3 separate regions of the Homo sapiens genome follow, and regions 2 and 3 are each linked to region 1. The links are chromatin contacts, found by Hi-C or POLR2A ChIA-PET in ENCODE. All regions are on one chromosome and are shown on one strand. The core of a region is the stretch at or near the end of the contact, and the rest is flanking DNA. Distances in the headings are between cores, read along the strand shown.

Region 1 (3,716 bases), core at 703-3,202:
AGGTGGACATCTCAAGGGGGCACTATTCTGTCTACTGTAGTCGTAGAAATGAAAAGGGACTTGCCCAAGAGTACCCACAGAGCTGACTGAAAAGAAACAACTATGGGTAGGCTCACACCACTGGCAGAAGCACCCCTTTTCCTCCTCCTTGGCATGAAGCTAAAGCCCAGCCATTCTCCAAGGTCCATTTCAGGCTGCCCCTGCCCAGAAGCCACAGCTGCCCTCCTAGGCCTGCAGAGGTCATCCTCTTGACTGTGTCTGTGTCACTCATTGCCACTTGGCACACATTTGGTCAGCAGTCGTGAAGGTCTTCCATTGTTCTCTGCCCAGTCTTGATCCTGGAAGGCAAGGATCACACCCTAGAACTTTTTTGTGCCCACTGCACAGAGTAGGGTCTCAATACGTGTACGGTTCATGATGTTCCTAGCAGATTCTCCAAACTGACTCACTCAGCCCCTGGAACACTAAAAACTGCATTTCCCAGACTCCTTTGCAGCGTGGGCTAGGTTCCACCAAGCCAGACACAGTGAAAGTGAGTGGGTGGCCACAGGTGGAGGGCACAGTGGTGGATATGTTTTGTTCTTTTGGGGGCAGCTATGCTGGGGGCTGCACTAAGTGATGGGGCAGTGGTCCCAATGGAGTAGTAAAATTAAGTGTTTCTCGTGGCTGCATGGCTCCTGGCTGTGTAGGACTTAGACCCGTCATCTGTAAGCTCCTTCACCTCATGTAAACAAAACCCCTCTAGCTGGAGTGGTGTCTATTGTCTGCGACTAAGAACCCTTATATAAGGTATACTACTCCCCAACCCCATTAGTGGAAATCCCAAAGGGTAGGAACTGTATTTTATTTCACTTGTAAACAGCTCCCCTAGTAAGCATGTCAACAAAATATACACAATTCATTGAACCCCATAACATTTCAACGAATTCCTCATCCTTTCTGTGAATCAAGAGCCTGAAAAGAAATGGTGAAATAATATGATCCTCTCTTCTTTGAAAGCTCAAAGCTATGTTGGACCAGAAGTAAAGTGTTCTCGTTTCTATTTAATAACTTGAAAGGTTCCGAGGGGCCATTGAGGAAACTCCTCCCTTTTAATATCAATGTGTATTTATTGCAAAAATAATGTAGCATCGAGTGGTATTTTATAGCTTATCCAAAAACCTCCTGGGTTTAACGCATTGTGATAGTCCCGTTTTCTTCTCAGCCCAGGTCCTATGCATCCTCATCTATGCAGGGCTGTTATCTGCATATAATTTTTTTTTTTTTTAAGACAAAGTCTTGCTCTGTCGCCCCGGCTGGAGTGCAGTGGTGCAATCTCGGCTCACTGCAACCTCCGCCTCCCAGGTTCAAGCGGTTCTTCCGCCTCAGCCTACCGAGTAGCTGGGACTACAGGCATGCGCCACCACACCTAGGTGATTTTTGTATTTTTAGTAGAGACAGGGGTTTCACCATGTTGACCAGGCTGGTCTCGAACTCCTGATCTCAAGCGATCCACCCGCCTCAGCCTCCCAAAGTGCTGGGATTACAGGCATAAGCCACTACGCCCGGCCTCAATTTTGTATTGTACTTTTTCTTTCTTTCTTTAATAGAGACAGGGTCTCACTATGTTGACTAGGTTGGTCTAGAACTCCTGGGCACAAGCTGTCCGCCCGCTTCTGCCTCCCAAAGTGCTGGGATTGCAGGCGTGAACCACCGCCCCTGGCTACAGGTGCCTTCTTGTCTCAATTTGCCTTTGACCTTTCTTAGGGACTTGTTTTCTGCTTTTCCTGCTCTTTGTCCGCTGATCTCCTGGGAAGAAAGCTTCCGAAAAGGACACCGTTTCAGGGGCGAGTGACGCCGGGGTGCCCAGGCCGCGCCCCAGTTCCGGGTTTGCACCCGGTCTTCTTGCCCTGCCCCGCCCGCGGGACTACAGTTCCCAGGCGCCCCTGCGCGGCCGCGGCGCCGGCGCCGGCGTCGGTTGGGACGCGGAGCTGAGGAGCAGGGCCGGGCGCCATGGCACCGTGGGGCAAGCGGCTGGCTGGCGTGCGCGGGGTGCTGCTTGACATCTCGGGCGTGCTGTACGACAGCGGCGCGGGCGGCGGCACGGCCATCGCCGGCTCGGTGGAGGCGGTGGCCAGGTGAGTGGGCCCCGGGACGCCGCTGGGGCCGCCGAGCTCTAAGCTCAGCCCGCTCCCTGGCTGCCGGCAGGGGGCGGGGCGGCAGGGGGCGGGGCCGCGGCGCAGGCCCCGCCTCGGTCTCCCCCTTCCCACCCCGGTGCGCGCACAGTGCTGACCACGGACGACCCCACTGTTGCCCCCGGCGAGCACCAGGACTCTGCTGGTTAGGGCTGCGCGGTCAGACAGGGCGGCCACCTGGTACGTGCGCTGCTGAGCGCTTGACCTGCGGCCAGTCTGAATTGAGATGTGCTGTAAGCGTAAAATGCATACCGATTAACAAGACTTAGCCGGGCGCGGTGGCTCGCATCTGTGATTCTAGCACTTGCAGAGGCAGAGGAGGGAGGATCGCTTGAGGCTAGGGGGTTGGAGACCACCCTGGGCAACATAGGGAGACCCCGTCTCTGCCAAAAATTTAAAAATTAGCCGGGTGTGGTGGTGCACGCCTGTAGGCCCAGCCACTTGGGAGGCTGAGGCAGGAGGATCGCTTGAGCCCAGGAGGTCAAGGCTACAGTGAGCTGTGATCACCCCACTGTACTCTAGCCTGGACTGCAGAGCGAGACGGTCTCATAAACAAAACCCCCAAAAACACCAGACTTCGTGAGTAAAATGTAAAATAAAAACATGAAAATGGGTTATGTTGTTTGCCTGTTGAAATGATATACTTTTTGTTTGTTTTGTTTTGTTCTTTTCAGATGGAGTCTTGCTCTGTCGCCCAGGCTGGAGTGCAATGGCACGATCTCGGCTCACTGCAACCTCCGCCTCCCGGGTGCAAGTGATTCTCCCCCTTCAGGCTCCCGAGTAGCTGGGATTACAGGCACCCGCCATCATGCCCAGTTACTTTTTTTATTTGTTTTGTTTGAGACGGAGTTTTGCTCTTGTTGCCCAGGCTGGAATGCAGTGGTGCAATCTCTGCTGACTGCAACCGCCGCCTCCCAGGTTCAAGCGATTCTCCTGCCTCAGCCTCCTGAATAGCTGGAATTACAGGCATGTGCCACCACACCCGGCTAATTTTTTGTATTTTTAGTAGAGACGGGGTTTCACCATGTTGGGCAGGCTGGTCTCTAACTCCTGACCTCAGGTGATCCACCTGCCTCGGCCTCCCAAAGTGCTGGGATTATAGGCGTGAGCCACATGCCCAGTTGATAATATTTTTAATATACTGTTTTAGGTTAAAATATTTGAAATTAAGTATACCTTTTTTTTTTAACTTTTGTTAATGTGCTTATTAGAAAACTTTAAATTACCTTTGTGGCTCTCATTATAATTCTGTTGGACTGCATTGGTTTAGGTGAGAGGAGGAGGAAGAGAACATCGTGCCAGCCAAGACTTGACCATGAGGACACTTTTTTTTTTTTGAGACAGTTTTGCTCTTGTTGCCCAGGCCGGAGTGCAGTGGCGCCATCTGGGCTCACTGCAACCTCTGCCTCCCAGGTTCAAGTGATTCTCCTGCCTCAGCCTCCCAAGTATCTGGGATTACAGGCACCCGCCACCACGCCCAGCTAATTTTTGTATTTTTGGTAGACATGGGGTTTCACCATACTGGCTAGGCTGGTCTCGAAC
Region 2 (3,776 bases), core at 1,189-3,688, 5.4 Mb before region 1:
ATGCGTCGCCTCTGCTCTCTCCACCCTCTATTCCTTTTCCCTTCACTCTGGTGTACCTGTCTGGCAGGTAAGACAGCACTTGTGGAGAAACAGGAGGGAAGGAGGTGTCAATTCCAGGTATCATCCCACTCACTGGAGCCTGGACACACCCCTCATTATCTTTCCCCTCCCTGCACCCACTATCATCTCCCTCTCCTTTGTTTAATTATCTGTTCATCATCGTCTTCATCCTCATTTCTTTTCTTTTTTTTTCTGAGATGGAGTCTCACTCTGTCGCCCAGGCTGGAATGCAGTGGCGCGATCTTGGCTCACTGCAACCGTCCTCTCTTGGGTTCAAGCCAGTCTGCCTCAGCTTCCTGAGTAGCTGGGATTACAGGCACCTGCCACCATGCCTAGCTAATTTTTGTGATTTTTTGTTTGTTTGTTTTTGAGATGGAGTCTCGCTCTGTCGCCCAGGCTGGAGTGCAGTGGCGTGATCTCGGCTCACTGCAAGCTCCGCCTCCCGGGTTCACGCCATTCTCCTGCCTCAGCCTCACAAGTAGCTGGGACTACAGGCACCTGCCACCACGCCCGGCTAATTTTTTGTATTTTTAGTAGAGACAGGGTTTCACCGTTTTAGCCGGGTTGGTCTCAATCTCCTGACCTCGTGATCCACCCACCTCAGCCTCCCAAAGTGCTAGGATTACAGGCGTGAGCCACCGTGCCCCACCTAGTGCAAGTTTCTAGTTGGCTTCCAAACTGATTCCACATCTGTGTCCCACTCCTCAGCCTCTAAACACCTGCTTCTTTTCTGTGAAAACTAGACACATTAACAGTTATACTACAACAGGAAGCCCAGAGAATAGAAGGGCACGTAGTTCAGGGTGCTGCCTTCCAGGGGTTCAGTTTAGTGAGAGAAACAGGAATGCCATATACACACCTAAATATACTCCAATGTATAAATTGCAGCCTGGGCAACATAGCGAGAAACTGTCTCCAAAAAAAAAAGAAAGAAAAAAGAAAAAAACAGGCGCAGTGGCTCACGCCTGTAATCCCAGCTACGCAGGAGGCTGAGGCAGGAGAATCCCTTAAAACCGAGAGGCGGAGGTTGCAGTGAGCCGAGATCGCGCTATTGCACTCCAGGCCGGGCAACTGAACAAGACTCCATCTCAAAAAAAAAAAAAAAAAAAGAAAAAAGAAAAAAAGATGAGGGTGGGATTGTATTCCTGCAGACACCAAGGACCCTCCCTAATTAGCTCTGTGTGACTTGGGGTTGGGGCAGACAGTAGATCCAGAGGAGGAATCTTGGAGCCAAATCTTCCAATGTCTGAGTCGTTACTATCATTCAGATCTCAGTTCAAATATCCCTTTCTCAGAGAAGCCTTTCTTGACACCCATTTTAGAGCAGCACACCTCCACTCTCTAACACACTGCCTCCAGGGCACATATCGTTGCCTCCAGGGCACATATCATTCTGAGCTTTTTTACTATTATCTATCTATCTGTCATCTATTTATCTATTTATTTATTTTTGAGACAGGGTCTCACTCTGTCACCCAGGCTGGAGTGAGTGGCAGGATCACAGCTCACTGCAGCCTCAAAATCCTGGGCTCAAATGATTTTCCTGCCTCAGCCTGAGAGTAGCTGGGACTACAGGTGCATGCCACTATGCCTGGCTAATTTTTAAATTTTTTTTGTAGAGATGGGTCTCACTATGTTGCCAAGGCTGATCTCGAACTCCTGACCTCAAGTGATGCTCCTGCCTTGGCCTCCCATCGTGTTGGGATCAGAGGCGTGAGCCACCTCACCTGGCCTGGATTATTTATTCTACTCGCCAATTGTCTGTCTTCCCCAGTGGACTGCTCTGTCTTGTTCAGCCCTATAAGGTATCCCCAGTGCCTTATTAGGCCCTCAATTTTTGTTTTGTTTTGTTTTGGGGGTGGCTGGATGAAGGAATGGATGGAGACCCTTCCTCCATCCTCAGGACGCCTCTTTTTAGGAACAAGGTGACCTGTTCTTTTGAGCTTGACCAGAGGGCAGAGGTAGAACAAGGAAAGCCTACGACGGGAAGAAAGATTGGAGTGGATTGAGAAGAAGAAGGATGAACAGCTGGATTAGAGAAATTGAGGCAGGCTGCGGAGACTCAAGGAGGTTTCCAAGGGCGAAGGGCCACGGGCAGAAGACGAGTGGAGCTGCACTGAGCAGGTCCTGGCAGGGAGGACTGGGGCTGGAATAGGTGGGCCTGCGGGTGGGGCGGGGCCGACGGGGGGGGTTGATGGTCCTGTGATGGGGCGGGGCGGGAGGGAGGCGGGTCCTACAGCGGGAGGCGGGGCCTGTGATGGTCCGGGGAGGGAGGCGGGGCTTATGATGGGCCGGGGAGGGAGGCGGGGCCTGTGATGGGGGCGGGCCCTACGGCGGGCGGGGCGGGGTTCGGGTGCGAGGCCGGTCCTGCAGGCGGCAGCCAGAGCTGCGCGCCGCGGCGGCGGAAGATGGCTGCGGCCGAGGTGGCGGACACTCAGCTGATGCTTGGAGTCGGGCTGATCGGTGAGGACGTAGGCGCCCTGCCTGGAAGCCCGCACCCTGGTTCTGCCTCTGCTCCACCTCGGCCCGGGGCAGCCCGGGCTCCCGCGGCCCCCGGCGCCGACCGCATGAGGAGGGCGCGGCCCCCTCCCTGTTGGGCCTGGACTGGGGACTGCGGAGCCCGGCCTCCTTGGTGCAGGGGACCCGGCCCGCCGCCCTCGCCCGCCCGCCCGCGGCCGCCTGTGGGGCCTGCCCGGCCCGAGGGAGCCCGGGGACCTCCAAGATTCCGGGGTGGAGCTCCCCCTGCACGCCCCGGGTTGCCCGGCGGAGCCGGGACGTCGAGCGCTCCCAGGCTGGGCAGCTGCGAGGGGCGCTGCGCGGGCGGGGCCGGGCCGGGCGGGAGCAGCCGGCTGGCGGCGCGGCGCGGCGCGGCGGGGAGGAGGCAGGGTCCGGTTCCCCCGAGCCGGGGGCGGGCGGCTGCCTCGGAGCCACGGGTGACTGCCCGCCCGGGCGGCCCCCATCGTGGGACCGGGCAGCTGGAGACTGCTGGGCCGGGTGCTGCGCGTTGTACACACATTGTCTCCTTTTAGCTCTCACCAAGGACCGAGGGGCCGTGGGAAACGTCTGACGCCCACTTCACGGAGGAGCAAATGGAGGCCCAGGCCGTCATTGTGCACGGACACACCATAGGCCGTACAGAGCCGGGAGTGGGACCCTCGCAGTGTATCCCAGAGCCCCCAACCCCCACCAGTGGAGAGCTCCTGCATCATGTGATCGAGCTTGTGCATAAATAAAGCAGGAGTTTCTACACAATCCTGTGTGGTGGAATCTCGGTTAGCTCTGAGGAATGTAATTATCTTCCATAATTAAAAAATATCACACGGGGATCTTTGGGCAGCCTCGTGCAGTATTTAGGGGATGGAACCCGTTGGTTCCCTTCGAAAAAGTTTTATTTTCCCGAGATTTTTGCACACCCCTAAACTCTTTCTATTCCCCAAGTGCGCAATAACATTGCTTAGGCTTTAGCAAAACTGAAGAAATATGCTGATTATTTTTCAGTGCCTCAAAGCAGTGCGTTTATGTGGGAATCGCTTACTGTTTTTATTTCTTTGTCTTTCTTCTTTTTTTTTTTTTTAGACGGGGTCTCCCTCTTATCCAGGCTGGAGTGCAGTAGCGCAATCATCGCTCTCTGCAGCCTCCACCTCCCAGGCCCAAACCATCCTCCCGCCTCGGCCTCCGAGTAGCTGGGACCTCAGGCGTGCACCACCACCCGATTA
Region 3 (3,226 bases), core at 608-3,107, 7.5 Mb after region 1:
TCCACCCCGCGGGTAACTATCTTTTTATAGAATAAACAAAACAGAAAAACAAAAATCTCGTAACTCCGGCGCTGGCCGCCTTGCACTGCCAATGACTCAGCAGCCTGTGTAAGTTACATATTGGAGAGAGGACCGAGCCCCCCGGAGCCCCCTCCACCTCCCAGCGCCCAGATCCCAGCCGGACAGTGAAACGCACAATGTCAGGAGTAACGCGGCTTCACAACCGGAAAATGGGTGATTTTATGGCAAAGAGTTTATAAAAACATCCCTTGGACTTTATTTTATGACAAAAGATAGGAAAACACCTCTTAATCTATTTCAAAATAGTAATTAGCCAATGTTTAAATTTCAAGAGGAAAAATCCGAATTACAGGATTTTAAAGAATATGGTTTTAGGCCAGGCGCGCCTGGTGGCTCAGGCCTATAATCCCAGCACTTTGGGAGGCCGAGGCGGGAGGATCGCTTGAGCCCAGTTCAGACCAGCCTGGGCAACACAGTGAGACCCCGTCTCTTAAAAAAAAAAAAAGGTAAAAAAAAAAAGCTTGTAGTGTTCATATGTATATATATATATTATTCAATATATTACGGTAACTAAGTCCTGCCTAGTAAAATCTTTTTTTTTGTAATAAAATTAGCAACTCACTAAATTTATGTGAATATATGGTTTTAAAAACTCTCAATGAAGATTAAAAGTTCACTGTCAGAGGTTTCAGCAGTCCTTTCCCAAGCTTATTTACATGCTAATTTTGCTTAGTAAACTCTGGCTTCAAAGAACACAAAGGTCAGCTGCCACCAGGTCCCTCCTCCGAGGCTTTGGCCCTAGGGACCCTGGGAAGGCGGCTTCAGTGCCCGCTTCCCTGAGCAAAGGCTCGTCTGGACTCTGACGCGGACCCACCGGGTGGGGTGGGTCTCCACGCCACCCGGCTGTGCGTGGGGCAAGTCCTGCACCCCGGGCCTGCGTTTCCCGCTGCGTGAACGGATGGTCTTGCGAATCTAGCCAAGGGCACACAGCGAGCCTCTACTCGGGCATTAGGCAGGCTGTAACGACTGAGTGCTGCACGGGCAGCGTCCTTTTGCTTGTGTTTTCTTAACCCGTAAGTCATTTAAAGCTTTGTTTTGGAACGACCCTCTAGTGAAATTGGAACATGCCCATTTAATGCCATATTTTAAAAACGCTGTAACCCCCTCCCATCTCCGCGTTCACCCTTGAGGAAATCCTAACAGTCACCATGGATATAAACATTAATAACAAAATTAAAGCTCATAACAGGCCACTTGCCACGCCTTGGTGTTTGGTCATTAAAACCAATACTGGTCTGAACTACAGACCGCGGAGGGCAACGTGGACTTTGAGGCTGTTCGGTCCAACTGCGAGACGCAGATTCACCTCCAGGTGGAATTCTAGCTCGCGCGGAGCTGGAGAATCGGGGCTTTCCCGTGCGGTCCGACCCGGGTCCAAGCCAACCCCCGCCCGAGTGGCGAGGCCGCGAACCCCGGGCAGTACGCGGGGTCCCCACGCCCCGGGCTCCGCATGCCCGCAGGAGGGGTGGGTACGGAAGGGGAGGATGGCGCAGCCTCGCCCGGCCCGCGATGCCCCCTAGGCCTCCCCGGCAACCTCCCCTTGGCGCCCTCTTGGCCTTCCCCAGGCTTCCCCCCCGCGCCCCCTCGGCTCCCGCGCCGCCTCCTCCGCCTCACCCTGCAGGCTCTCCTCCTGCATCCCGGGCGCTCCGTTCTGCGACATGGCGCCAGAGGGCAACTGCGGCGATCGGAGTCCGCGCCGGGCTGCGGGATGTGCTTCAGCTGCGGGCGGTGGGAAAGCGGAGGTCGGAGCGCCGCGGCCCAGCTGCGCTCCCGGACTGAGCGGAGCCCCGCAGCCCGGCCGGAGGAACTCACAGGGCAGGGCGGGGCCGGGCGGATCTGCGGCCGCGTCGCCCATTGGCCGCGACTTGGGGCCTGCGCGTGCGCAGGGGCGTGGGGTGCGTGTGGCACGTGCGGCGCGTGCGCGGGGCGGGTCCTGCGGTGGGCGAGGGGCAGAGGCCTGCGGTGCGCGGGACGCGGGCGGGGAGAGGGGCGGGGCGAGGGGCGCGCAGGCGCGAGGGCGGCAGCGACCGCCTGAGGTGAGCCGGCCCGGGCTGGACGCCGCGGGCCGCGTGACGAGTGGGCTGCGCGGTCGCCGCCGCGGCGGGCGGTGGGCCGGGTTCTCCTTTGAAGGGGCGGTGGGACCGGCGGACTCTCTGGGCACTGGCTACCACGGAGACGCCGCTACGCTTCGGGGCGGGGCCCGTCTTTCCATCCTGCTAGTGGGGAAACTGAGGCGCGGGGCTGGCGGCGTCCGTGCGGGGGGCGTGAGGACGTGCAGGGAAGCGGCCGCTGCGGCTCCGAGACGGCCCGTGGGGTCGGGACCTGCGCCCGGGGCGGGAGCTGCGAGCGGTGGGCCGGAGCTGAGCGTCTCGGGACGGGACCGCGTCCCCGGGTCTTTGCCCGCCCCGCCGGGGCGCCCCTGCGTGAACAGCGGGGCCCGTTGTGTCCGGGGCGTCCGCCCGCAGGAAGAAGCGGAGGCTCGAGCAGAGTCGAAAGAGTCTGCCCGAGGGAGGCGCGGACCCCAGGGGCCCGGGAGAGGCGCGCCGTCCGCCTCTGCGGCAAGGGGCCTCCGGGGTGCAAACGCGGTGTGGGGCGGGCGTCCCCGGGGTGGGACGCCCCGTCCACGGGGCGGAGTGGCGCTTGGTCGGGCCGGGTGGGTGCCCGGCTTCCGTGGGAGCCAGCCTGGCGTGGGGGCCTCGCAGCCTCGGGACTGGGAGGCACTTTTCAGAGGAAAGTCGCTTTCTCATTTCCCGCTTTTGATCAAAAGTCTTTCTTCTTGAAAGCATTGTTGATCCAAATCCAAGTGTCAAGGTGCGCCCCAGAAACGCTGCTTCCCAGACAGTCGTGTCTGGTCTTGCGGGAAAGGAGGAGGCGTCCCGCCAAGGAACCAGGCGCTCAGAAGCTGAACCGGGGTCACAGAGCCGCGAAGCCAGACCTCAGTCGCTGCGTGCATTTCATCCCTGCTCTTGCCTGTTGAATCGTCTCTAGTCTTTGGAGTGCCATGATTTTAGTTTTCTCAGGAGTAACAAACATCCAGAGGCCAGTGTGGGGCGCATGTCTTTCATCTCAGCACTTTGGGAGGCCGAGGCAGGAGGATCGCTGGAGCCCAGGAGTTGGAGACCAGTCTGGGCAATATGGCGAAACG

Evidence for each region. A loop is a pair of places that touch in the nucleus more often than their neighbours do. ChIA-PET counts read pairs that join two places held with the same protein, here RNA polymerase II (POLR2A). Pooled maps may share reads with other maps.
Region 2: a pooled map shows a loop between it and region 1 (3-fold over the local background). The contact joins the promoter of DENND10 here to the promoter of LHPP in region 1. A Hi-C loop is called at or near these places in 2 of 50 pooled maps. POLR2A ChIA-PET finds 5 or more read pairs at or near these places in 2 of 52 experiments (CD4-positive, alpha-beta T cell and WTC11).
Region 3: a pooled map shows a loop between it and region 1 (7-fold over the local background). The contact joins the promoter of BNIP3 here to the promoter of LHPP in region 1. A Hi-C loop is called at or near these places in 5 of 50 pooled maps.

The regions. Positions count from the first base shown.
Region 1 is chr10:124,459,871-124,463,586 of GRCh38, forward strand. It overlaps LHPP (phospholysine phosphohistidine inorganic pyrophosphate phosphatase), which reads left to right and starts at 1,953. Exons shown (of 7, transcript NM_022126.4): 1 at 1,953-2,117. The coding sequence starts at 1,993. RefSeq lists a silencer at 1,833-2,292.
Region 2 is chr10:119,101,675-119,105,450 of GRCh38, forward strand. DENND10 (DENN domain containing 10) reads left to right here and starts at 2,439. Exons shown (of 9, transcript NM_207009.4): 1 at 2,439-2,523. The coding sequence starts at 2,469. RefSeq lists a silencer at 2,228-3,007.
Region 3 is chr10:131,980,066-131,983,291 of GRCh38, forward strand. BNIP3 (BCL2 interacting protein 3) reads right to left here and starts at 1,858. Exons shown (of 6, transcript NM_004052.4): 1 at 1,696-1,858. The coding sequence starts at 1,741. RefSeq lists an enhancer at 1,037-1,961 and silencers at 1,369-1,598, 1,829-2,128, 2,179-2,368, 2,409-2,528.